Regions from separate parts of the Homo sapiens genome. Here region 1 is linked to region 2. A link is a loop called in an ENCODE intact Hi-C map of the cell type or tissue named here. Cell type or tissue: lower leg skin. All regions are shown on one strand. Each heading gives the region's core, and the rest is flanking DNA. Links, peaks and the distances in the headings are about the cores only. Region 1 overlaps LOC105370372 (a long non-coding RNA gene). Region 2 has its middle 120 kb from the start of LINC02337.

The links. Hi-C counts contacts between places; a loop is a spot of excess contacts. Peaks named below come from ENCODE experiments on the same cell type or tissue, not always from the same donor. Only the 100,000 strongest peaks of a DNase experiment are listed, where the experiment ranks them.
Region 1: a loop joins it to region 2, with 7 times the contacts of the local background. A loop is called at or near these places in 88 of 110 quality-filtered maps.

What each region holds. Positions count from the first base shown.
Region 1 is chr13:112,438,966-112,451,241 of GRCh38, forward strand. The region is part of intron 2 of LOC105370372 (a long non-coding RNA gene); the gene reads right to left. Among named protein-coding and RNA genes, the nearest start is that of SPACA7, 69 kb to the left of the region's middle. In lower leg skin, for the core only: a CTCF peak has its summit at 5,267; DNase peaks (open chromatin) are centred at 4,448, 5,196, 8,856, 9,961 and 4 weaker places.
Region 2 is chr13:111,469,109-111,481,384 of GRCh38, forward strand. No RefSeq gene overlaps it. Among named protein-coding and RNA genes, the nearest start is that of LINC02337, 120 kb to the right of the region's middle. RefSeq lists an enhancer at 5,758-6,258. In lower leg skin, for the core only: no CTCF peak of the experiment used is centred there; DNase peaks (open chromatin) are centred at 3,204, 5,262 and 5,773.

The DNA of each region.
Region 1 (12,276 bases), core at 2,231-10,230, 970 kb after region 2:
TGTGATGAAAAACTAGAAACTCTGAAAGACATCTAGCTCTGGTAGCCAGTTAGAGTGAGGACAGATCATCTTAATTAAGTTGTTTTAATACTAGATTTGTCTTTGTAACACCTGGTCTATTTCTAGTTTTCCTTGTTCCTATGGGAATTCCAATTTAGAGCTCTGAGAATTTACCAGGGCCCTTCAAATGCGACTTTTATTTTTTACACTAGGAGACTGCTTGAAAACTCTTTAGCTCCTCAGCCTCTCTGCTACCACTTTCTGCTGACCTTCTCCCCAGCAGCACAGCTGAGGACTTAGGGAATGCTTTAGGGGGACAAGCAGATTGGCTAGTTGGACTCACTACACTGAACAGGCGTTCTTTCTGGGATCTTAGCACCTGAAGCCCTGGCTGTGTAAGAAGCCCTTAACTCACATTTTTTCTTCCCAGCCCTGGGAGATTACTGAAAGCCTCCTAGCAACTGCTTTCTGCTGTGCTGCTCAACCTGTCTGTGATGCATAAGAATTAGCAAATGCCTCAAGGGGGTGATGAGCTCAGAATATAAAACTCACATCCACAAATTTCCTTCTCTCTTAATCTTGACCACTCAAGTTCTGCCCATTTTGGGAGTTTTTCAATATACACATCTGCATTTTATCCAGGTTTTCCCATTGTTTTCAGTGAGGATGTGGCTGCTACTTATCCCAGAACCACATTTTAGAATCTTTAATCTAGAAACAGAGTTAATCAGCTACATCCTGACATCTACAAGGAAGACAGGATTTTGCCACAAAGAGGAAAAAACAGAGCTTCTGTACTTGGGGTCAGGGAGGGAACAGATCAAAACCACCTCAGAGGAAGGGGTGTGTGTGAGCAGTGGGGAGCACTGCAACATTAGGGAGCTCAGAGATGGCTCCAGAAACTAGAGGTGGCAGCCGTGCCACCTCCTGTGAGTCAGGGCAGGACCAACCAAGAGCCTAACACCAACGGCAACACCCAGCCACTTCCCAAACTCTGTACAGTTTTAGGATTGAATGTTAATTTGTTGCAGACAGACTGAGAGGGCTCTGAGAATTGCATTCTATCACCAATATCATCAATGGCTAAGAGCACGTGCACCAGGAACAACAAGACCAGGGTAATGGAAGAACACAGGTAGCAGGGTCAGGACCAGGGCAAGGCTGGTCCCCAAACCACCTTGACAAAGTGCTTTGCAGAAAGACACTACTCGATACATCCACAGTGAGTGTGTGTGTGTGTGTGTGTGTGTGAGAGAGAGAGAGAGAGAGACAGAGAGAGAGAGAAAGATTTGCTGACTAAGGGCTCTATCAATGAGGAGGAATTGGAACTTCACACTAGAATCAAGTTACACTTGTATGTTATCTGGAACATCTCTTGCACATTTATAGCGTAAGTCACCTATTAGTGAACTACGTATAGTTCCTTCTGCAGTTTGAGTTTCTCAACCAGCTGGTCTGTTGTTAAATTCACAAACCCTCTCTCCCCATCTTGCATCAGGGCCTGGTCACCTCTGGTGATCTGGGGTAAACTGGTGCCTGAACAAGATTGAGAGCCACACCCCAGACTCTTAGATTTCCAAAACATAAACCATGACGAAGTGCTGACCCACGGTGGTGCAGCTGGCCTTTTGCCCAAGATCCTCCCAGTTCCTCACTCTGATTCCAGAGGAGGTTGCCTCTGTCCCTATGTGCCAACAGCTGTGTCCAGATGAACAGATTCCAACCCTGGGTCCTCTGAGAACCACAGTTCAGAGGCCAAGGGACCCAAAGCTTCCCCCAGCCCTGCAGTGACCACAGACAAGCAGCAGGAGAACCTGGAACAGTGCACAGTTGAGACAGTCACTTACAGGGAGCGTCGAGATGCCGTGCTCAGAGACAAATGACTGCAGACAGGGCATCTGCTTGCCCTCCCTGAGATTTTAACTGAATACGTGTCAGGACACCATTCCACCATTCTTTTTTTTTTTTTTTTTTTTTGAGATGGAGTCTTGCTCTGTCACCCAGGCTGGAGTGCAGGGGCACGATCTCGGCTCACTGCAACCTTCGCCTCCCAGGTTAGAGCGATTCTCCTGCCTCAGCCTCCCAGGTAGCTGGGATTACAGGCACGCATCACCACGCCCGGCTGATTTTTGTATTTTTAGTAGAGACCAGGTTTCCCCATGTTGGCCAGGCTGGTCTCAAACTCCTGACCTCAGGTGATCCACCCACCTCGGCCTCCCAAAGTGCTGGGGTTACAGGTGTGAGCCGCCGCGCCTGGCCCCCATTCGTTTATTCACAAAAGCACACGCCCGTCTGCTGTTAAACCAACTCCAGGAGTTTCACCACCTTTCAGAAGATGCTACTTTTGAGTAGTGTCTACACAGCAAGAGCCATAGAGGATCCAGCCACTGTCTGCGGCTTTCCTACAGAGAAGAGGGACGGACCGCCACGACCCCCCCCGTCCCCAACTTGCCTGTGTCTTCACTGCTGAATCAGCTGAGCCCAAGTCCTCGGCGGCTGGAACAGACCCTTCCAAAACCGCGCAGGCCCAAGCCCCACGCCCCAGTGCCAGCGTCCTTGCGTGGCTTTGGCTCCAAGGACTTCTGCTATCGATGTTTGGCGCCCTCCTCACCTTTATTCCAAGTGTGAGTTTCCCTTTTCTGGAGTTTATGCTGTTTGGTGAACTGCGCTTTCTAGACACAGCTCTCCAGAGATGAACCTGATTTCCATTGGAAAGCATGGCCTCTTTCCCCTGAGGACCGTGGGCCAGGAGGCCTCTGCTATTCCTGGTCTCTCTGAAAACAGCCTGTGGTCCTTTTCCTTGGGCATTGGGATGGTTTCTGCTCTGGCATGGTCCTCCGTCTCCTTGTGCCCCAGCCAAAGGAAATGGTCCCAGGCAGTCCCATGGCCTGACGCACCTCTGCCCAAGGAGACGCTGCTCACACGCTGGCTGGACACACCCCATGGGAAACATGCACGTTCAGGCACACTTGAGGTCATCTGTGCCGAGGCCGCTCCCTGCCCGAACCCCCCCACCCGTTGTGCTCTCCACGACTGGCGCCTTTGCTGCTGTGCACAGAAGCCCTACCGTGTGCACTGCCGTAGCACAGCCCAGACCTGCCACTCACAACATGGCAAGGCCAGCACCCCAGCGCCCCACATAACCACCTACAGTGGGCCTCAGGTGTGATGCAGCCACACTGCCGTGCAGGCAGACCCAGCTGGATTTCACAGCTGTGCTTGAGGGCAGAGGTCGGCAAAGATTCTCCATCAAGGGCGGGATGAAAAGCATTTGAGGCTTCACAGGCTCTCTGGTCCCTGTGGCAACTCAACCTCCGGATTATAGCACAAAAGCACTAGAGGCCGGGTGCGGTGGTTCACCTGAGGCCAGGAGTTCAAGACCAGCCTGGCCAACATGGTGAAACCCTGTCTCTATTAAAAATATTTTTTAAAAAAAAATTAGCCAGGCGTGGTGGCGGGAACCTGTAATCCCAGCTACTCGGGAGGCTGAGGCAGGAGAACCACTGGAGCCTGGGAGGCCGAGGTTGCAATGAGCTGAGATCACGCCACTGCACTCCAGCCTGGGTGACAGAGGAAGACTCTATCTCAAAAAAAAAAAAAAAAAGCCAGCAGAGGGGATCCATGAACCACGGGCTTGGCTGTGTCCCAGGAAGCTTTATTTACAAACCTAGGTGGGAGCTGCACCCACGGGAGCTTTCTCAGCAGGAGGAGAAGCCCGCCCTGCAGTCCCTCCCTGCACGGGGACCACGGTGGGCTCCTGAGCACTTCCAGTAGGTGCGACTGCAGAACTGAACTCTTCATTTTATCTGGATGAGTTTAAATGTAAACGATCTGTGTGACTGGTGACTCCCACGCTGCCCCGCGCAGCTCTGGGAGCACAAACCTCAGGACGGGTCTCTGCAGGCCCCACCTCTCCCATGAGCCCCACCTCCACGTGTGCCCGGGGCGGGTCTCCCAGCAGCACCACCTCCTCCACCCCCGAAGCTGCTTCTTAGACCAAAGGCTTGCTCCTTGCAAAAGACTGAACAGCTGCATCGTTTCCTAGGTAAGAGGCTGCATACGAAGCTTTAGAAGGCTAAACGTGGCTGGCCCGGGAAACACTGTGTTAAAAAGATGGGACTTTTTAAGAGGCCACATAGACTTGAAAAATATTTGTAATAAAATGTTTTCCAGCTAAAGATCCCACACGATGTTTTTCAACCCAGAAAGCACTCTTACTCCTTGATCCTGAATCACTGATAGAAGAGCTTTGTAAAAGGTGATTCCGACGGCCCTACCAAGCAGATGGCCGGCAGACAGCCCCGAAACACCAGGAATCCGTCCCCGGGGCTGGGTGGAGCAGGCAGGGCTGGCCGGGAGTGAGCAACCAGGTGCTGCCAATTTCACCCTGGCCACCCCTGTCCCAGGCAACGCAGGCTCCAGGAAGGGAGTTCCAGGGTTCAAGTCTCAAAGTCAGGGGCAAGATCTTTCAGCTCGTGGGGTGGTGGTGAGGGCTGACTTAGACGTCGAAAACAGTAGGTCTGAGGAAGTGAAGGAGGTAGTTAATAATAAGAACAACGGACCCCTCCGCCACTTCTGGGGGCTGACCCAGAGCCACACGTCTCATCCACCCGAAGGCGACGGCACCAGGCAGTGAGGACACACGACCGCCACCCTGTGGTCATCACGCACCCTCCAGCCCCAAGGGCAGCCCCACGCCTGCAGTGGTGAGGGGCTCCAGGAGACAGAAGCTGTGGGACCACCCACACACGCACACACACATCACACAGAGGGGGAGATTTTCAGGAACTGGTCGGGAACCTGAGAGAGTCGACACTGCCGTTCAAGTGCAGAGCTCTCTGCAGGCAGGATTCCCTCTTCTGTGGGGACCCCAGTCTTTTTCTTAAGACGTTCCGCAGAGTGGATGAGGCCCACCCACACCACAGCCAGACGACTTTTCTCAAAGTCCCCTGAATTAACATTAATTTCATAGAAAAAGTTGTTCACAGCCGCGTCCCAGGGGCGTCTGTCCAGATATCTGGGTGCCATGGCCCAGCCAGGTTGACATGAGGATTGACCATCACCTCACCCTCCCATCCTCACCCCGCTAAACACAGGGGGATTGGCGGAGAAGCCAGGATCTGTCAGTGGACAGAGCCCAGGCTGAGCCCAGAAGCTGCAGCGCCTGGGCCGGGACCTCAAGCCCTGTCCTGCACTGCCTCTCTATGGCGGGTCCGGGAATAGCAGCCTCCTTCGTCCGGGAAGTTCAGGCTCAGCTGTGCACACCTGACAGGAGGCCGCAGGGTGGCCGAGAGCCCATCCCAGACCCATGACCCCACAGCAAAGCCCTTCATGCTGCCTTGCCCCACACAGGCCCCCGTGACCTTTCCTCCCCGGCAGATGGGGCCACAGAGGAGACCCCGAAAAGATAGCCCCCCAACAGTCCCCCATTACCAAGGCCCTGTGGCTGCACCAGAGGCCATGAGAGTGGGGGCGGTGGGCAGAGCAGACTGTGAAAGGGCTTGGGAGACATGGGGCTTGGGGGTTTTGGGTGGGGGTAAAGACTGGGGTTTGGGGTCAAGCGGGGGTCTGGGACCGTGCCTCACCACGGGATCTGTGTACACAGCGATGCACCCAGCGTACGCGGGCCCTTCCCTCTGAGCCCTCGGCCCCTCATCTGCAGGATGGGTGAGCCCTGGAGAAGCGGGCAGAAGCAGAGGAGGCAGCGAACGCAGAGCATGTGGCCTGTGACTGAGCCTAGAAAGTCCGCTCGGCAACAGAGGCTGCAATCCAGAAAGCCCCCTCGGTGACAGAGGCTACAATCTAGAAAGCTCGCTCAGCGACAGAGGCTACCACCTAGAAAGCCTGCTCGGCGACAGACACTACAATCTAGACAGCCCATTTGGCGACAGTGGCTACAACCCAGACAGCCCGCTCAGCAACAGTGTCTATGATCTAGAAAGCTCCCTCGGCAACAGCAGCTGTCATCTAGAAAGCCCGCTCAGCGACAGAGGCCACAATCTAGAAAGCCTCCTCAGCGACAGCGGCTGCGACCCAGAAAGCCCTCTCAGTGACAGTGGCTATGATCGCTCGCAACTCTGGCCCCTGGCTCTGTTGGTCAAGCCTGCCACAGCCCGGAAGCCTCTGCAGCCTCCCTGTTGCTGCTGAAAAGGACGCTGGTTGGAGAAGGACCCAAGGAAGCACCGACAGATTGGGACCGGCTCGGGGCTGACTAGCCGGGAGGCTGAGAGGCTGGTGCCCAGGCTGCCCCTTGACCCTGCTGCACCAGCGCCGCCTCTGCGTTTGGTCCTGTCTCAAAGACCGAGGGGAACAACAGAGCAGGGTGGGGGTGAGGAGACTGAGGTGAACAGAGCAGGATGGGGGTGCGGAGACTGAGGTGAACGGGTGAGGAGGACTGAGGTGAACCCACCCTTGCTGGCCATTTCCGTTTCCCCACGAGGCAACATTACTTTTCAATACTGGGTAAAGGCTGTGCGACCACAGAACCACAGATGTCAGACCCCTCCCACTCTGACCAGAAAGCCCCCTTCGAGGAGCCTGAGGCTGCCCTGCCTGCGTCCGCTTCACTCGTGTCCACACTCACAGCTTCCACCCCTTGCACCCCCCATGGAGGGGGCGGCAGGCGGCCGCTCAAGGTCCGCTCCCCGTGCCCTGCCCGCCACGCCCGCCCTCCCTCCCCGGGCTCTCCCCGCCCTGGTCCCGCACAAGCTGAGCCCCTCTGCCTTCACCCTCAGGGAAGCGGGCTCCCTGTTAGGGACTTGGAGCAAGGTCGGCCCCTACTTTCCCGCTGCCCCTCAAGATTTCACAGTGAGAAGCTGGGCTGGGGACCCGCAGGTGTTCACAGAGGCTCACTGTCACTGTCTCAACGCTGGGGTCTGTTCTGTTTAGACTCACCTCGATCCTGTACCTGGACACAGTAGGGTTCATGGTCTTTTGCTGAACTAAGCTGAGCTGGATTCCAGCCCTCCAAGGAGCCTGTGATGGGAGGGGCTGGTCTCTCCCTTGGCGAGGAGTAGGGAGGAGCCAATGGGCACAGAATGGAGACACACCCCACTCAGGTCCAGTGGTCAGAGGTGGGGCAGGGGGCCCAGTGGTCAGAGTGACGAAGGTGCTGTGTCCTGGGGAGGCTCAGCCCCTGCCAGCATCCCACCCCCTCCAGGCAGCAGCTTCCCGGCGTTCCTGGATCCCCTCTTGCCTTTAACTCCCACCTGCACGATCCAGTTCTCCCACACTCCATGCGTGTTCCTACTGAACGCCGACGGGGACAATTGCAGAAAGCCCAGGAGCCTTTAGGTTGGGTTTGCCTGCTCTTTTCTGACACCCAAGGGCTACAATAACATTTGCTTTTGAGGGAAGCTGCCATTTTTAATCAGCTGAACAGTGACCCAGCACAACAGGCTGAGTACTGCAAAGAAAAGTTTAACAGAATAAATGTGGGGACAGGCACAGAGTCCGACAAGAGTGGCCACCATGCAGGAGGCAGGTGTGTCTGGGGCAGATGGGGGAGGCTCCGCAGCGAGCCCAGGAAGCCCAGTCCTCAGCGGTGGATGGGGCTTCCGTGGCCAATACAACCCGTGTGGCTGGATTACAAAGAAGGGTGTCTAGAAGCCGCACTGCCTCTCCCAGGCACCTCTGAGCTGGTCCCAGGAGGGGCTGCTGTGAGTTAAGGAGAACAGCAGTCAGCTGGGACTGAGAGTTACGTCCAACGAGAAACGGGGGAGTCCAGGGTGTTTCTCATGTACTGAGACAGCAAAGGACCCACAGGGTGTGTGTGCACAAGCAACTGCAGCTGCCACGAGGGCCAGGCTTGTTCTGCTGGTCCAAGGAATCCAGTGGCCACAGGAAGACATTTCAGCCCCATGCAGTGCCCAGCACAGGGAGCACCGCCTCTGCAGGGGCCGGGCTCAAGGCCACACCCAAGGCCCATGTCCAGCACTCCCCAATGACCAGCACTCCCCGGACACCCCCAAGGCCCATGGCCAGCACTCCCCAGCCACCCTGCCTCCCCTCCCCGCAGACACACAGCCCCTGGGACCCTACTCCAGCACTCCCCAGCCACCCTGCCTTCCCTCCCCGCAGACACACTGGGCCCCCACTCCAGCCAGTAACTCCACCACAGCCTCCAGGGGCAGGTCAGTCCCGTCTGCCGCCTCCACCCATCCAAACCGCCCTGGTGACCGCGCAGCAGTCTCCATGCCGCAAACCCAGACACGGGCTGCGTTGTTTCCCAAAGTCCAGGGTGGTCGGCAGCCGTAAATGAGCCCAGCCACCCCTTCCCCTGGGATCTACTTCCCCGGTAATCCTCTCCCCTTGAGCACGGACTGAACTCGTGGAATATGGAAACATGATGGAATATTGCTTCCAACCTCAGGCCACAAAACAACTGTGGCTTCCATTTCAGGGCCTCTCATGCTTTCTCTCTCTCTTATGTACTCCAAGGCAGGCAGCTGTCAGGCCATGGCTTCCCTCTGGAAAGCCCAGGTGACAAGGAACCTGGCCACAGTCAGTGGGAGCCCACTGTGGAAGTGGATCCTTCTCCTGCTGAGCCTTCTGATGAGACCTGGGCCTGGCCACAGCTTGCTGTCCTCAGGAGAAGCCCTGGGCAGGAGGTGCCCAGCTACAGGCCCTGGATTCCCGACCCCATAAACTGTGCCATAATGTGTGCTTTAAGCCATTGCATTTGGGATAACTTGTTATTCAAAAGTAGACAAAGGGCCGTAGATCTTCCTGAGCCCATGAAGAAAGCTCACTAATGAGGGCTCACTGAGTCTGGAGCAGCTTGTGTCCTGCCATTCCAGCAGCAGCAACGTGCGCAGGAGGAGGGTGGGGCCCCCGAGGGGCTCTCCTGCTCCCACACCCCTCCCCACTGGACGTGGCTATCCATGGACGCCAGGTGAAAATCCACATCACAGCAGCCTTGAAGGAGACATGCGGCTCCAGGGGGCTGAGGAGCAGGAGTGGGGATGATCAAATCAGATTCGAGAGCATCTCATCGCCCCTAATGGGGCCGCCCTCTCTCCATCCCGGACCCCTGCCTGACCGCCCCCTGGGAGCAGAGTGCTCAGCCACGATGGCCACACCCTAGGAGCAGAGTGCTCAGCCCCGCCCCCGCTGCACTGTGGCCAAGAGTTTGCAGGTGATTTGTAAACAACAGTAAGGTATGAACTAAGAATGTGAACCAGTCAGGGTTTGAGGCAGAGAAGGGAAGCCACTCCAGGTGTCTTCAGCAGGAAAGGAGGTAATGCTGGTGTCTCTGAAAGTGACTGGAAAGTTGAAGCAAGTTCTCACTTGGCTGTGGCTCCCAGAAACTACTTGCAGGACAATGTAAAGCCCACCCATCATGGGGGCCGCCATTCCTGGGGCTGCCATTGACCATGGATTCACCTGAGCCAGCTGGGGACCAGGAGCAGAAGCCGGGAGCCCGCGGGGTCACGGCTGCCATCCGCTGCCATCCAACTGCGTCTGGGGTTTGAAGAACGGACATCACGCAGAAATACTCACATCTCAACAACGGTGCTTTCCAGCAAACATGGCACAATGGCAACAAGATGCGCTCCTCTTCCGCCTGTCTTTTGGATTGCCTTTGGGTGCCTCTCGTTGGTGGACTCTGCCCAGCTGCCAAGCATCTTGGAAATGAGTTGTTTTGTTCTCTGTCTTCTCCAACCACAGGGAGAATGGAAGGAAGGTTGAATAAGCCAACCCCGTGCATGCCCCACAGAATGTAGAATTTAAACAGCTGGACGGCTTCAAGACAGTTCTGCCCATAGCCTGGATGTGCTTCTTCATGATGAAGACGACTTTGGAACTCCAGCCCAGAGACCCCAGGGACGTGGCGGCAACACATGGGCACCATGCTTCCAGGGGCGAGGCCTCTCCCACCACTGGCTTACCCACAGCACAGCTCAGCTGGGTCTGCCAGCTGCCACCGATTCACCACTGGAAGGCAATTCTCTGCGGGTGGCACATTTTCCATACACCCCATGTAGCGAGACACTGGCCTCCCCTTTGTTCAGGCCTACCTGTTCAAGGACGCCTGAAAGCAAATACAGCCCTGGAAGGCAAAGGCAGTGCCTTCCTCTGTGGCAGAAGACTCAGGGGTGCTCTCCTATGACCCTGACTCATGGTGTGTGCGGCAGCACTGGTCCCTTCACGGGGCTGAGTAGACATGGGGTCCTGCGGGTTCACAGCCACTGTCACTGCTGTAACAAGCTGTCCTCCCTCCCTGACCTCAGAGCCCCATATCTCCTCCCAGCACCCATGAAGCTGGGCAGGTTAGGTTACAGGTAGGGTGACATTCCAGAGCTGCCTCAGTCCTCAACACCCCGAAAGGGTCATCTTGAATGACAGGCAGTGGTCACAGCCCGGCATAGAGACCAGGAGAACGACTCTCCCTCTTGACCCAAGTCAGGAGCATCCGGCCGCCCACAGAGAGGGAGACTGGGCTCCTTTCAGGCTCCAGGAGCCCGTCCTGCTCCTGAAGCTCATGGTTCAAACCTTGTTTCCTGCTTTGTAAACACTTAGGAGTCATTGATTTAAAAGTGTCCAGACCCCAAAATGCCACACGTCTTTTTGTTTAACTCATAAAAAAATACTGACTATAAATGAGTCCAGACTCGTGTCTTGATGTTCAAAGCCTCCCACATTCTGTCCCAACCCGCCTTTGCCACCACCAGGGTCTCCTTCAGTACTGGGGGCGTGTCTCATCCTCCCATCTCCACACGTCACTGTTCCTGAGACTGTCTTTCTCGTTCCTTCCACCGGGCCAGCCCCAACCAGGGTAGACCCAGCCTCCGGCCCCTAGGAACCCCTGCTCGGAGCCTCCGTCACATTTTGCAGTGCCGTCACTGTGCACACATCGTCATCGCAACTGCACACACCTCCCAGCTCTCCCAGCGACCGTGCACACTTCATCATCACAACCGCACACACCTCCCAGCTCTCCCAGCCACCGTGCACACTTCATCACAACCGCACACACCTCCCAGCTCTCCCAGCCACCGTGCACACTTCATCATCACAACCGCACACACCTCCCAGCTCTCCCAGCCACCGTGCACACTTCATCATCACAACCGCACACACCTCCCAGCTCTCCCAGCCACCGTGCACACTTCATCATCACAACCGCACACACCTCCCAGCTCTCCCAGCCACCGTGCACACTTCATCATCACAACCGCACACACCTCCCAGCTCTCCCAGCCACCGTGCACACTTCATCATCACAACCGCACACACCTCCCAGCTCTCCCAGCCACCGTGCACGCTTCGTCATTGCAACCGCACACACTTCTCAGCTCTCCCAGCAGCCTCAGGTCCCTCACAGCAGGCTGGGGTTTCTTCATCCTGCACCCCTGCAAGTCCAGGACAGGGGCCCGGATTTGAAGCGTGGATAGTCCTGTGACCTTTGGATAAGTTACTAAATGTTTACAAACCTCAGGGTGTTCAAATGTGTACAAATAAAATTATGAAAATGAAAATGTGTAAATTGAACAATCGATATTTGTTGCTTTGTTGATGAAGGATGGCTGGCTTCCACAAATGCAACCCCAGGCAGTTCTTCAGGAAAGGCGGCCATCTGGAAGGTGCATTCGCCTTTCTGCCGTCTGCAGGCTTGGCCTCTAGCCGGGCGTCCAGCCTGCCTAGCCTTCCACAGCCCTCACTGAACACATCTTCTCCAAAAGTGCAAATCCAACGAGCTTGAGCTAATCACAGTGCTTTAGAGAAGGGACCTGTCTTCTTCCAGCTCCTCAATGGACTTCGATTCTGCTAACAGGAGCCTTGTTTTTGCAAGATAGGTCCAGTCTCGAGCCTTTCCGCTCCACAGGGCTCGGTCCCTGAACGCTGCCCAGGGCCTCCCCACACGGAGATTTCTCTTTCCTTTCACCAACACCAGAAAGATCAACCATAGCAGATTTTTTCATCTGAAAGGATTTTTTTAAAGTAACTATTTAAAAATGGTGTTTCCTTTGGCCATCTGTATTCTAAATGGTGGCTCCTCCCGCCAGAGGCCTCTGTGAGAACTGAACTGTAGACGCAGAGGGGCAGGGAGGAGGTCAAACGCAGTTTCCAGCGCCCGGGGCCGCCTAACTCTGCCTTTCTGCATTAACACTTGACGAGCATATTGACATACTAGGCTTTGCGATCCTCTTTCTATTTTTAAACGCTTGATTTATGCCTTTCAGTTGGATCTTATTCAACTAAAAATGTACTGTGTGTTCAGCTGAAAAAGAGTAAACATTTTCCATGGCTATGGCAATATGTTTGCATAGACCT
Region 2 (12,276 bases), core at 2,347-10,346:
TGTGTTAAATCAAAGCTCCCAACTTTCTGAGTTGATGTCCTATGGATAGAAACCTTATCTTCCCTGAGGACTTTGAAGCCAGGCTGCCTGGGTGCAAATCCATCTTCCACCCACTGCTGGTGTGACTCCTCCCACTATATTGCCTGAAATGAGCATACAAGTGATTCTCCTGCCTCAGCCTCCTGAGTAGCTAGGATTACAGGCACACGCCACCATGCCTGGCTAATGTTTGTATTTTTTTTTTTTTTTTTTAAGTAGAGACAGGGTTTTACCATATTGGTTAGGCTGGTCTTGAACTCCTGACCTCGTGATCCACCTGCTTCAGCCTCCCAAAGTGCTGGGATTACAGGCGTGAACCACTGTGCCTAGCCGGTTTATGGTTTCTTTAGAGGTAAGAGATTAGGAGGGGATCCCAGAGCTTGGTCTTTTGGGGATCCCAGCTGCCTCTGAGCCAGGGCTGCTGCTGTTAAGGAGGGCACCGATGCTCAGAGCAAGGGCCACTTCCCACAGCTGCATGGCCAGTCAGAGGTCCAGTGAGGTCCAGGGCCCGGCTCTTCTGATGCTCACCTCTTGAAGGAGCCAGAAACCAGGACACCTCCTTCCAGGCTCGTCCTGACCACTGGCCCACACCTGGTTATGGCAGGCATCCCCACCAGGAGACTAGAACTGGCTTCTTATTCTGATTCCAGTTCTGCCATTTGAGCCTCAGTTTCTCCCTCCTTTAAGTGGGGAAGACAGTAGCAGGGCCAGTTGTGAGCAGATTGGGGCTGGAACAGGTTGGCTGCCTTCATTCTATGCCACCCGAATGGTGGGATTCCTGCTCCAGGGGGTTGGTGAAGCCACGTGGAACACTGAGGGGTGTCGCCTGCGACTTGGGCCTGCTTCGGTGACGTTTGGGAATCCATGGAGACGTTGCCTCCACCCTTGCAGCCAGCATGCTTCCTGCCCGTCACAGCCTCTGCCCTTGCAGCCAGCACGCTTCCTGCCCATCATAGCGTGCTGCCGGCGGCGTAGTGTCCGTTTATTTAAGGCCCACTCGTGCTGGCCCCCGTGCAAAGCACAGACTGCCTGTCCGTCTCAGTGCTTGAGACAAGCAACAGTGGAGCAATGGGGGCTGATCTCATTTTTACAGTCAGGGAAGCAGGACTCAGAGAGGGGAAGCAACTTGCCCAAGGTCAGGACAGGGCCTGGTGGATTGAACACAACCCCGCACCGTGAGCCTTGAACCATGGCTCCTGGCCAAGAGCCTGTGTCCGTCCACCTGTTTGACTCCAGCTGGAACACCCAGATTTGACTCTCCTGCCTTTTCTTCAGTCCCTTTTTACAGTTTAGGAGAAGTTTAATTTCACATCTTTGGTGAGAAAATATACATATCTCCTCACACATGCGGCTAATCCCCCACCCTTCACTCACTCCAAAGCAAGTTTTCTTGTCCTTTCATCGAAGGTCACATATAAAATAATAAATATACTTCTCTTAAGAGTATGTGAACTCTGTCATCTGAAATATTTGAAAAATGACTTTTGAATTTTTATGGTTTCTATGGCAAAAAAAATTGCTGAAACAAAAACTCTACTAAATTTTACAGAACTGGAGGTTTGGATCTGCAAATGTGATCTCTCAATACCCATGGGGTCTGTGAAAGTCCCCGTTCGTGGCACTTCCTTCGGGATGAAGTAGGTGGGATTTCTTCCTGGGTCACTCCTAGGCTTCCAGAAGGCGCCCAAACAGGTGTTCCCAACAGGGGCCCTAAGCGCCCACTCCATCCACATGGGGCCAGAATCTGCCTCTCTCCTGAGCACCTGTCATGGTGCTTGTAATGCACCATCCCTGGGGGGATTGAAAGGTGAATCCCTGCAGTCATTTTCTGGGTTCTGTGGCTCAGATGAGGTGTCCCCTGAGAATGATGGCAGAAGCTTGTCATCACCTCCCTCACTGTCCCCAAACCGCAACGCTTCCAGTCTACCCAGAGAAGCCTGGTGCGGACATCAGTCAGTGTTGGATGCCATGGTTTGTCCAGAAGTGGGTGAAGCCCCCCCCCGCCCCAGTATCTGTGCTGACTGGAGCAGAGGACGCATGTGCCTGCTAGGGTGCACTGGCCAATCACTTCCCTCCCCCTCACCCCAAATCACAGTGAGGAGTTCAGAGGGGAGTGTGGGGCGCACATGAATCAATACCGCGTGTACACGGACCAGGTCCTGGCCTGTCTCTGCATCTATAGATCCACATGCGTGTCAGATCCATGTCTACGTATCTATGCATCTCTGCATGTTCCAGACCCTGTCTCTACATGGGTACGATGTCCCTGGGGTGCTGGAAGCCTCTGGCAGCAGAGTCTGCTCCTCAGATGCCACCTGGCGTGCCCCACACCCCAGTCATTCTTGCTTTGCTCCCTGGAGACTCCATTCCTCCAGTCACAGGCATTTGGCCCTAGGGGCACGGCTGGCACAGCATAAGGTGAGGGAGGTGCGTGGTGCGCACAGGTTAGAGGCGTTTACCCTCGGGACCATGCAAGTGCAGCGGCAGAGCCCTCGTGGGCCCCTGAGCACAGGCACTTCTTTGCGATTTGCTCTCAGGGTGCCTCCATTTCCTCATCCCAGTCTACGTGATTCTCAGGTGAGTCTAGCTCACAGCAAAGAGATCACTGTTCACTGTTAAATTTTAAACTGTGGTCATTAAATGCTATTGCACAGGCAGTATCTAAAGACTGATATCTAAAAACATCTGATTTTCAAAAGCCAGAGTTTGAGAGAGAAAAGATTTGGAAAGAATTCTACGGACGTGGCTTTGCCTGCGGAAGGTCAGAGAATGAGGGTCCAGGACAGAATCACACCCTGACTACAGCTTAGGGAATCCTTGGTGACTCTCTGGCTGCACCAAAGATCAAAGAGGGCCTGGAAGGAGAAAGGTGACAGGAGGGGATTGGCCCGAGCCCAGGTGTAGTAAGCCCATGGAGGCCCTGGGTAAGGGCTCAGGGCTGCAGAGAAGGGTCCGGTCTCCTGGGGTGGGTGCAGCCTCACCGAGAAGCCTACAGTGGCCCAGCCCTGGAGGGGCAGTGAAGGATGGTGACCAAAGAAGGCCCCAGGGCAGCTGCTGACCTGCCTTGACACACAGGATTCTGGAGCCCCAAGGGGGTTGTGGAAGAGCCGCATGGGCCACAGAGAACCAAGGATTCTGAGATGGGCTAAGGGGCATAGGCACGGACCACCGGCCTCAGGCGGGGATGGGGTGAGGGCTGTCAGCAAGGGTGAGGGGCATCCCGGGGCAAACGCCAGTGGAAGACCCAGGCCAGCTCAGGACTGGCTGTAGACAACTGGAAGGACAACGTGGAAGATTCTGAAGCCTGGATAGCCTCCTGGGAGAAGGAGATGCGTTCCAGCGACCACCTTGAAGTCTGGAGAGGACCAAGTGACCTTTGATGGGTGAGATGAAGTTTCGTGCTATTTGTGCAAATGCGGGTCAGTGGAATATGTGACTTTTCAGTTACGGAGAAAGAAAATCAAGGCATCCCACCGATTTCAGGTACTGCGGCTCTGATACTTGTACCTGCTACACTTTGCAAGGAGGTTGGCAAACAATCTTCCATCTGCTCCTGTGTGTCTCGCTGTCGGGAATGGGAAGGGAGGCATTCCTAGGGCTGTTGGCTTTGTGGGTTCCCACTGTCCCACTCCAACATTAGGTCTCGCAGGAGCTGGGATGCAGACCCTGGTCTAAGGCTCATCCAGGAGACCTGTGACGATGCATTTATTTTCTAGCGATCCTCCCTGCAGAGAATGAGCTCCTGAAAGGTGGCCCATGGCATTCTGGGAAGAGACTGTTGGGTAGGGAAGGTCCAGGGTTGGGGGTGAGTCTTGGGGTGGGCAGGAAGGAGGCCTGGCTCATCTGGATCAGCATCTGGTCAGGAAGCAGGGCTGGGGACAGGCAGGTGTTTTCCCATGAGCAGTTTGCATGGAGATGCCTTTCCTGCCCCCAAGAGTGCAGGTGCCGATGTCTGTGTACGTGCTGTGCACGTGGGGGTGCAGACTTGGCACAGCCCTGCACAGTCACTGGATGGGCAGCGGCAGACGTGGAACAGGTCAAACTGCCCTTTGTCTGCAGACTGGGCAGACCTGAGGGACGTGGGGAGAATCAGGCAGGACTCACTGCTGCAGGGCTTCCAGTCACTTTGGGAACCCAAAGGAGCTTCCAGTGCTGAGCCCACTGCAGGCCGTGTGCGGGCAGGGCAGGGACTGAGAGCAGGGGCTTTCCACCAGGACTTCTGCCTGCTGCAATGAGACGGGGCCAGGCAGGCATGAAGCGGAGGCCAGGGGGCTGTGCCAACCTGGAAAAAGTACACATGTAGAAAGTACATGAAGAACGTGATTACCTACAACAGCCCCAGCCAAGCACAGCTGTTCACATTGGGCCCATTTTCTAGGAGTGTGTCTAAGTGGGTGTGAATGGCTGTGTTCAGACTGCATACTCTTTGTATTGTCCCATTTGTCAATGAAAAGTAAGTCCTTCACTTTGGACTGGAAGTCCAACTTTTTTTTTTTTTTTTTTTTTTTGAGGCAGAGTCTTGCTCTGTTGCCCAGGTTGGAGGGCGGTGGTGCAGTCTCGGCTCACGGCAACCTCCACCTCCCAGGTTCAAGTAATTGATTTTCCTGCCTCGGCCTCCAGAGTAGCTGGGATTAGGGGCACCCACCACCATGCCTGGCTAATTTTTTTTGTACTTTTAGTAGAGATGGGGTTTCACAATGTCGGCCAAGCTCGTCTTAAACTTCTGACCTCAAGTGATCCATCTGCCTTGGCCTCCCAAAGTACTGGGATTACAGGCGTGAGCCACCACGCCCGGCCTAGAAGTCCAACTTTTTACCCTTTTGTCCAGACAAGACCTAGTCTTTTTTAGGGGGAGGTTCTGATTAGTGAGTGTAGATTTGCACTTGGTACTGAGGCCTGGTCATGTTTTTAAAGTGTTTCATTGATAAGCTACGGGTGCATGAAAATGTCTTATAATCACACCAGTGTTTGCACCTTAATGTTGTCGTGGGGTGAAACAAGGCTCTATCCATTCACGCTTGGACCACAAGGTCACCTGTGCTTGTTCCCTGCAACTTTGATGTGGGGCTGGTAGGAGACCTCCTGCTATGGGACAGGGGCCAATTCGGGGAGTGTCGAGGTCCCCCTCCGCCAGAGGGAAGCTGCAGCCCCAGTGAGGGGTCAGGAAACCCCGAGTGCTCGGGAACAAGGCTCCAGGGAGTCACTGTCCCAAGCTGGGGAGTTTTCTAAAGGTGTTCGTTGTTGTGGATGGAAGCGACGTTGCTGCCGGACTGGGACGCAGGTGCCAGGGGATACAAGCGAGTTCCGGCTTCACCCACTTTCTTGGTGCCTGTTAGGGAGGCGGGAGCTGTGAGTGTCCTGGAACCCTGCATTTCTTCTCTTGGCTTCCTTTTTATTCTAGAGCTCATGGTCTCTGATGGAGGCTGATTAAATCCCTGGATCTGGTATTTCTAAAGAGTGAGGTTTCTTGTCTTGCCACCAGATGTCAGTAAAATCCCTCTTAAAATAAATGTGCTGCTGGGCAGGTGGATCCAGAGAAGGGAGTCCTGTCTAGGATTTGAGGCTTGGCTGAGGTGCCGGAGAAGGCTGTGGTCCTGTGTGCTGATATGGGCAGCTCTGGTCCCCAGGCTCCTTGGGGAGGCCTGACTCTGAAAGCTCCCCCAACTTGCCTGCCTTGCAATCCCAACTCTGCTGGCACCCTCGCTTGTGCAGGAGGCCACTGCAGTGCAGGCGTGGGACGCGGAGCTGCTGCTGAGGGACCGGGGAGGGGCCCCACGCTGGGGTCTCAGCACTCAGGTTCCTCTGCTTCCGGCAACACCTCGGGCTCCATCTGTGCAGGATTTGTTGCAGGAACAGGGGAGGCTTTACAGGGCTTTGTTCAGCGTGGTTCTGCCTGAGGGCGATGACATTTTTATTTATTTTAATTTATTTTTTTGACACGGAGTCTCGCTCTGTTGCACAGGCTGGAGTACAGTGGTGCGATCTCAGCTCACTGCAACCTCCGCCTCCCGGGTTCAAGTGATTTTCCTGCCTCAGCCTCCTGAGTAGCTGGAGGCTACTCAGACGTGCGCCACCACGCCCAGCTAATTTTTGTATTTTTAATAGAGACAGGGTTTCACCATGTTGGTCAGGCTGGTCTCGAACTCCTGACCTTGTGATCCGCCCGCCTCAGCATCTCAAAGTGCTGGGATTACAGGTGTGAGCCACCACTCCCAGCCAACATTTGTTAATATAACTGCAGAGCCACATCGCGTCCACACCAGGGATGCTGTCGGGGTGACTCTCCATAGGCTGGAGAGGACCCCAGGAGACAGGGGAGGGATGGTGCTGACGGAGGTAGCAGAGGGCCCCGGGTGCAATCCCTATAATTCCCATGCTTTGCCACTTTACCTTAGAAATAGGGACCATCTCTGGATTGTATTTATTGCTCATGAAACAGTTTCACGCCTCTTTTCCACTTGTTCCAGCAGAAGCGTGTGGGTGGCACTGATTCCATTAACGTGTTGTCATCTTATTTACTGGGTTGATACTGATTCCAGAAGCTCTGGGCTGAGAGTGGCCCAGGGTGGGCCTAGCTGTCCTGCTGGGGGCTGGGAGGGCGGCGAGGTGACTGGATGTGCAGGCTTTAGGTAGAGCTGCACTTAAGTCCCAGCCACACTCGTGATTCCTGGATCACCCTGGGAAGTGTCCTGATCGTCCATCTTGCTCCTGTATCTCTAGAATGGCAGCAGTAATGCCTCTGCCATCAATATTTTGAAGTTTAAACAGATACTATCTGAGCTGTAAGAGCAAGAAGTCATGGTGAGCTCTGCAGAAGAGTGAGGAGGGACAGGAGCTAAGAAAGGGCCGAGCCAGCCCTGTAGGCCTCCCACGGGCTTGGAGGGCCCTTGTCTTAGTGGACAGATGAATTGCTTGGGTGATGATGAGCTGGCTGGGGGTTTGGTGGGCCCCTGTCTTAGTGGACAGATGAATCTGCTTGTGTGAACATGAACTGACTGGGGTATCTTTACATGAATAAAGAGCAGATTCGCCAGGAAGTGGAGAGCCTTGAACCAAGGCTTCACGGAATGTGGACACAGAGAGAAGGTGGGACTGCCAAGGCCTTTCCTGAGGCCCCCGCACCTGGCCCAGTGGCTATCAGGTGGCATTCACCTTTGCAGAGCGTGAGAAGGCACGGATGCTGCTGGCAGGCCTGGGCATGGTGGCCCAGCAGCCAGGGCTATGGACAGGAATTCCAGGAGCATGGCCGCTTCCTGGTGCCAGGGGCCTGCTCACCTAGGAGGCCTCTCCCAGGCATCAGATTAGCTTCACAAAGAAGGGAGGCTTAGTGACACCCTGACTCATCTCCCTGAAATAAGAAAACTAACTGCCTAATTCGAAGGCCAAGTCAAACCCTGAAATAGTCCTGGAACTGGAGGGTTATTTTAGGGATAATATAACCACACCAAAAAAATTCCAATGCTCGTTCCTCCTGCCTCTTGCTTTACTATTTCAGATTTTCAGAGTGTTTTTTGTTTTTTTGTTATTTTGGGGGAAAGAAAATCGTTGTACCTCTGCTATTTTTTCCTAAAGTTACATTAAAACCCAGATGGATGCTTTCTTTTCTTCCGTTCGGTGGTGGTGGTGGGGCATTCCTCTAAGATAAGAAGCAATCTTCCCTTCCGGGGTTGTTGAGTCTGGGACTCCTGCTCCTGGGTCATGTGGTTTGGCTCCGTGTCCCCTCCCAAATCTCAGAGCTGTGATTCCGGTGTTGGGGGCAGGACCTGGTGGGAGGTGATGGGATCCTGGGGCCAGATTTCACCCTTGCTGTTCTGGTGATAGTGAGTGAGTTCTCAGGAGATCTGGTTGTTTAAAAGTGTACCGCACCTCCCCCTTCACTCTATTCCTCTTGCTCCGGCCACGTAGGACCTGCCAGCTTCCCCTTCGCCTCCCGCCATGATTGAAAGTTTCTTGAGGCCTCCCCAACCATGCCTCCTGTACGCCCTGTGGAACCAAGAGCCAACTGAACCTCTTTTCAGTGACCCAGTCTCAGGTGTTTCTTTACAGCAGTGTGAGCATGGACTCATACATAGGATCTTTTTTTCCAGCCCTGACTGTGAGAGACTTGCTGGGGTCTGGGCTTGAGGTTCACAGGTTTCTCCTGGGGTGGCTGGGGTGGGGTGACAGCCAGGCTCTGGGCTCAAGCACCTGACACACCTGGCCAATGGGACCACATTCCCTAGAAAGGGGCCATGGGAGAAGCTGGACATCCACCTGCCAGGGTGAGCCAAAGGGCAGGAAGACTGACTGACATTTCAGAGCACGATTCACCAGGAAGCTGATGTGCTAGCTGTCTTCATCTTTGAAGAGTTCAGGAAGTGTTGGAAAAACCAGCTGCTTCTAGAAATTTCTCTCGTATTCTATTTCCTGACATAGAGATTGCCCATTTTTGGTTCCATGGGAGTGTGTATGTCTCTTAGGCCTCAGGCTGGGTTGCAATTCCCAACTAACTGAGACCACTTCCATTTCAGAGAGGGAGGCTCTGTGTGCACCATTCGAATTGTCTTGCAGAAGGATTTATTTTAGATTCTGATTAAAAAAACAAAACCTGAAACAAAACAAAACCTCACTTGCCTGTCATTTTCTGGAAAGTTATCTTCTCCATTCTTAATTTATTTCCTTACGACAAATGTTATTTATTTTCATTATTAAAAATTTAGACTACACATATGAGGTAAAACACAAAAATAAAAATTCATTTTTCCTGGTGATAACTGCTTTTGTGGGCCATCTTTTAAGACTTTTTTCTATGTGCGTATTTTTTTTTACAGTAGTGATATACTTGTCAGTATTTTTTAAAGGCAGGGATAATGGTGTACAATGAGAAAAATTTAGCAAATTCTACATACAGGTTTTTTTGTTTTTTATAAAAAGTAAATGGAAATAGACTAAAATCACATAGAACTAAGTGGCCGTTCTTCAAATGATTCAACATGGAGTTACCATAGGACCAGCAAGTCCGTCCCTAGGCACATGTGAAATGGAAACTCAAGAGAAATAAAAATGCACGTCCACACATCAACGCGTGCATAAATGTTCACAGCCACATCACTCAGTTGCCGAAAGACGAGAACAACCTGAGTGTCCGCCCCCTGAGGATGGGTAGACAACTGTGCTGTATCCACGTGGTGGAACGCTATTTGGCCTCAAAAAGGAATAAAGTGCTGGTACAGGCTGCATGGAGGAAGCTTGAAAACGTTATATAGTAAGTGAAAGATGTGAGTCACAAATCACTACCTAGTATATGATTCTGTTTCTATAGAATTTCCAGGCCGGGCATGGTGGCTCATGCCTGTAATCCCAACACCTTAGGAGGCTGAGGCAGGCAGATCACTTCAGGTCAGGAGTTTGAGACCAGGCTGGCCAACATGGCGAAACCTTGTCTCTACTAAAAATATAAAAATTAGCCGGGCATGGTGGTGTGTGCCTGTAAATCCCAGCTACTCAGAAGGTTGAGGCAGGAGAATCACTTGAACCCGGGAGGTGGAGGTTGCAGTGAGCCGAGATTGTGCCACTGCACTGTAGCCTGTGTGACGAGCAAGACTCTGTCTCAAAAAAAAAAAAAAAAAAAATCCAGAATGGAAAAATCCATAGGGACAAAAATCTATAAGACAGATTAGTGATGGCTTTGAACCTGAGGGCAAGGGCAGAAGGGGGCTAGAGGGTGACAGCTGAAGGCACAGAATTCCTCTTTGTGGTGATGGAAATGTTCGAAAATGCACTGTGGTGAAGGTTGCACGTACCTGTGAATATATTTAAAAACCATTAAATTGTACACTTTTAATGAGAGAATTAATGGTATGTGAGTTATATTCCAGCTAAGCTGTTGGAGGAGAAATGTGAGGAACCCTAGACTTGGGAATGTGAAAGGATTTTAGCAACTGTGTAGCTGGGAACCTCTGTATTTGACCATGTGATGTATTAGAGAGCCCCAAACCCCTTACTAAACAAGGAGAAATATTGCACAAAATGCAGCAGACATTTTAAATGGGTAGTTCAATTCGCAAGAAAGTAGGAAAAATCTCCAAGGGCTCTGAGACGAAGAAGAAAATGAAAATCGGAGTGGTCTATAAATAAGTGGTATTTTGGCAGCCAGGGTGGGGCAGGCGGCATTGTGGGTCTCATGGTCTCAGTCACCCAGAGACCTGTGTTTTGGTCCTCCCCAAATAAACAAGTGGAATATTGAAAGCAATGTCACTTCCCCCCCACCATAAAGCCAGGGTCCTTGCTAAAAGTTCCATTCTTGGTAAAAGCACATTCTAGAAATCATCTCTGCACTGGTGCTTGGTGGCCAGGAGGCTGGACCGCAGGAGAGGATGGTGGCGTTTGGATTCCAGCCCCAGCTCCGCTCCTGCCCTGGCTGGACCGTGCTGCCAGCACAGCCTGCGGACCCCCCGAAGAGAAGTCACCCAGGCCGTCCCAGGACGGGGCATCCCCCTCTGAGGCCCTGCAGACGCAGGCCCTAGACATGCCTGGAGGCCGCACCTCACAGGTTTCCCGCAGATCGAATCCTGCTGAAGAGGAGCTCATCCTCCCCAGATGTGAAGCCCAAGAGGAACCAACTCACCCAGAATTTGCTGAGGAAGCTGGCGTGCCGGTTCTCTTCATTTCTGAGAAATTCCAGAAGTGCTGGGTAAACCAGTGGCTTCTAAAATGTTCTGCCAAGTCTTCCATGTCCTGACGCAGAGATTGCCCATTTTCAGCGCTGAGGGGAACTCTTGTCAGGTGCGTCAAATAGGAGGAGGATGCAGGATCGTCACGTAACAGAGCCCAGAGAGAGGCAACAAGACCCAAATCTTCCCAAGAGGAAACTGAAACAGAGGTCCATGAAAACCACTGGGAAGAAGGTACGGGAAGCTTTGAAGAAGAACCAGGCAGAGCTTCCAGCAACTAGAAACACGACTTCAATCAAAACATAAGTGACGGGGTTAGAGGGGAATTGTGTCTAGCTGAAGGGAGAATCTGCTGGCATTTGAAGAAATTGCTCATGGTGCGGAGAAGCCTGGTGGAGACGGGAACTAGGAAGGGTGGCTACAGACCTGCAGGCCAGGGCGCCGTGTCCCCATGTCCCCATGTGTGTCCCTTACCCTGCACACGCGGTAGCACATGAGGCTCAGGGAGATGCTAGGGGTACCCTGGGTGGGCAGGGTGAGCCACACGTGCCCAGTTTGGAGCTTCTGAGGTCCGGTGCTCCCATCAGGAGACCAGACCCCTGTCTGTGAAACAGCAGCAAAACCTCATCGCAGGGGCTGACATCTGAGAAGCCTCCTAGGAGGCCCCCCAACTCCTTTCGAAGGGCAGGAGCACCTCTGCTCTTCTCCTTCCAAACCAACAGGCTAGTGTGGGCAGAGCCTGCACCATGAGAAAAGGAGGGGACTGACTTGTGTTTGGTAAAGAGATTACTCAGATGCATCACTTTTAGAGGATTTGCACAAAATGATGTAATAACATGTCAGCAGGGGCAGTTGGTGCTTGTCGTCAGAAGTGAAGACGATGACGGTGGTGGCCATTCCGGGCGGTGTCCATCCTGCTGCCCTGTCCGGCAGCACAGCATCCTTCTCCCATCCTGTGGGCACCTTTCTGGTATTTTGCCCCCTCCTTCTTCTGGCTCCCCATTCCTTCCTCGGCCTTTTGCAGCCTGGTTTATGAGACTCAACCAGGAGGAGAAAGCATTCTCTGAAAGTACCTTTGGATTAGAATGGGACCGCCAGGGAGAGAAGCCCAGACGGCAGGAAGTGGATGTAGGAAAGTCTTCTGGGGGGGCTCTCCTGGGATGAGGTTCACAGGGACTGTGAGTGAAGAAAGTACATGAAGAACGTGATTACCTACAACAGCCCCAGCCAAGCACAGCTGTTCACGTTGGGCCCATTTTCTAGGAGTGTGTCTAAGTGGGTGTGAAAGGAGCTGGCTTCACTCACAGACGGCCCCCGTTGCCCAGCTGCCGGGGAACATGCGCATGTGGTGAGGGTGGGCGCTGGCCAGCTAGGTGGGGATGAGTGATAGAGTCTGTAAACACGGTCGCAGGAGAGGGCCGGCTTGGCTCATTGTAAGGCAGATCTGGAGGCCCTTCCCAGCTGAGCAAACACCCACTGGGGACATTGCTGGTGCTGAAACCCCAGGAGGAACCAGAGTAAACATGATGGCCAGTTATTAAAATATGAAGTCACATCATCATTTAGGATTACGCTTCAGCATCCC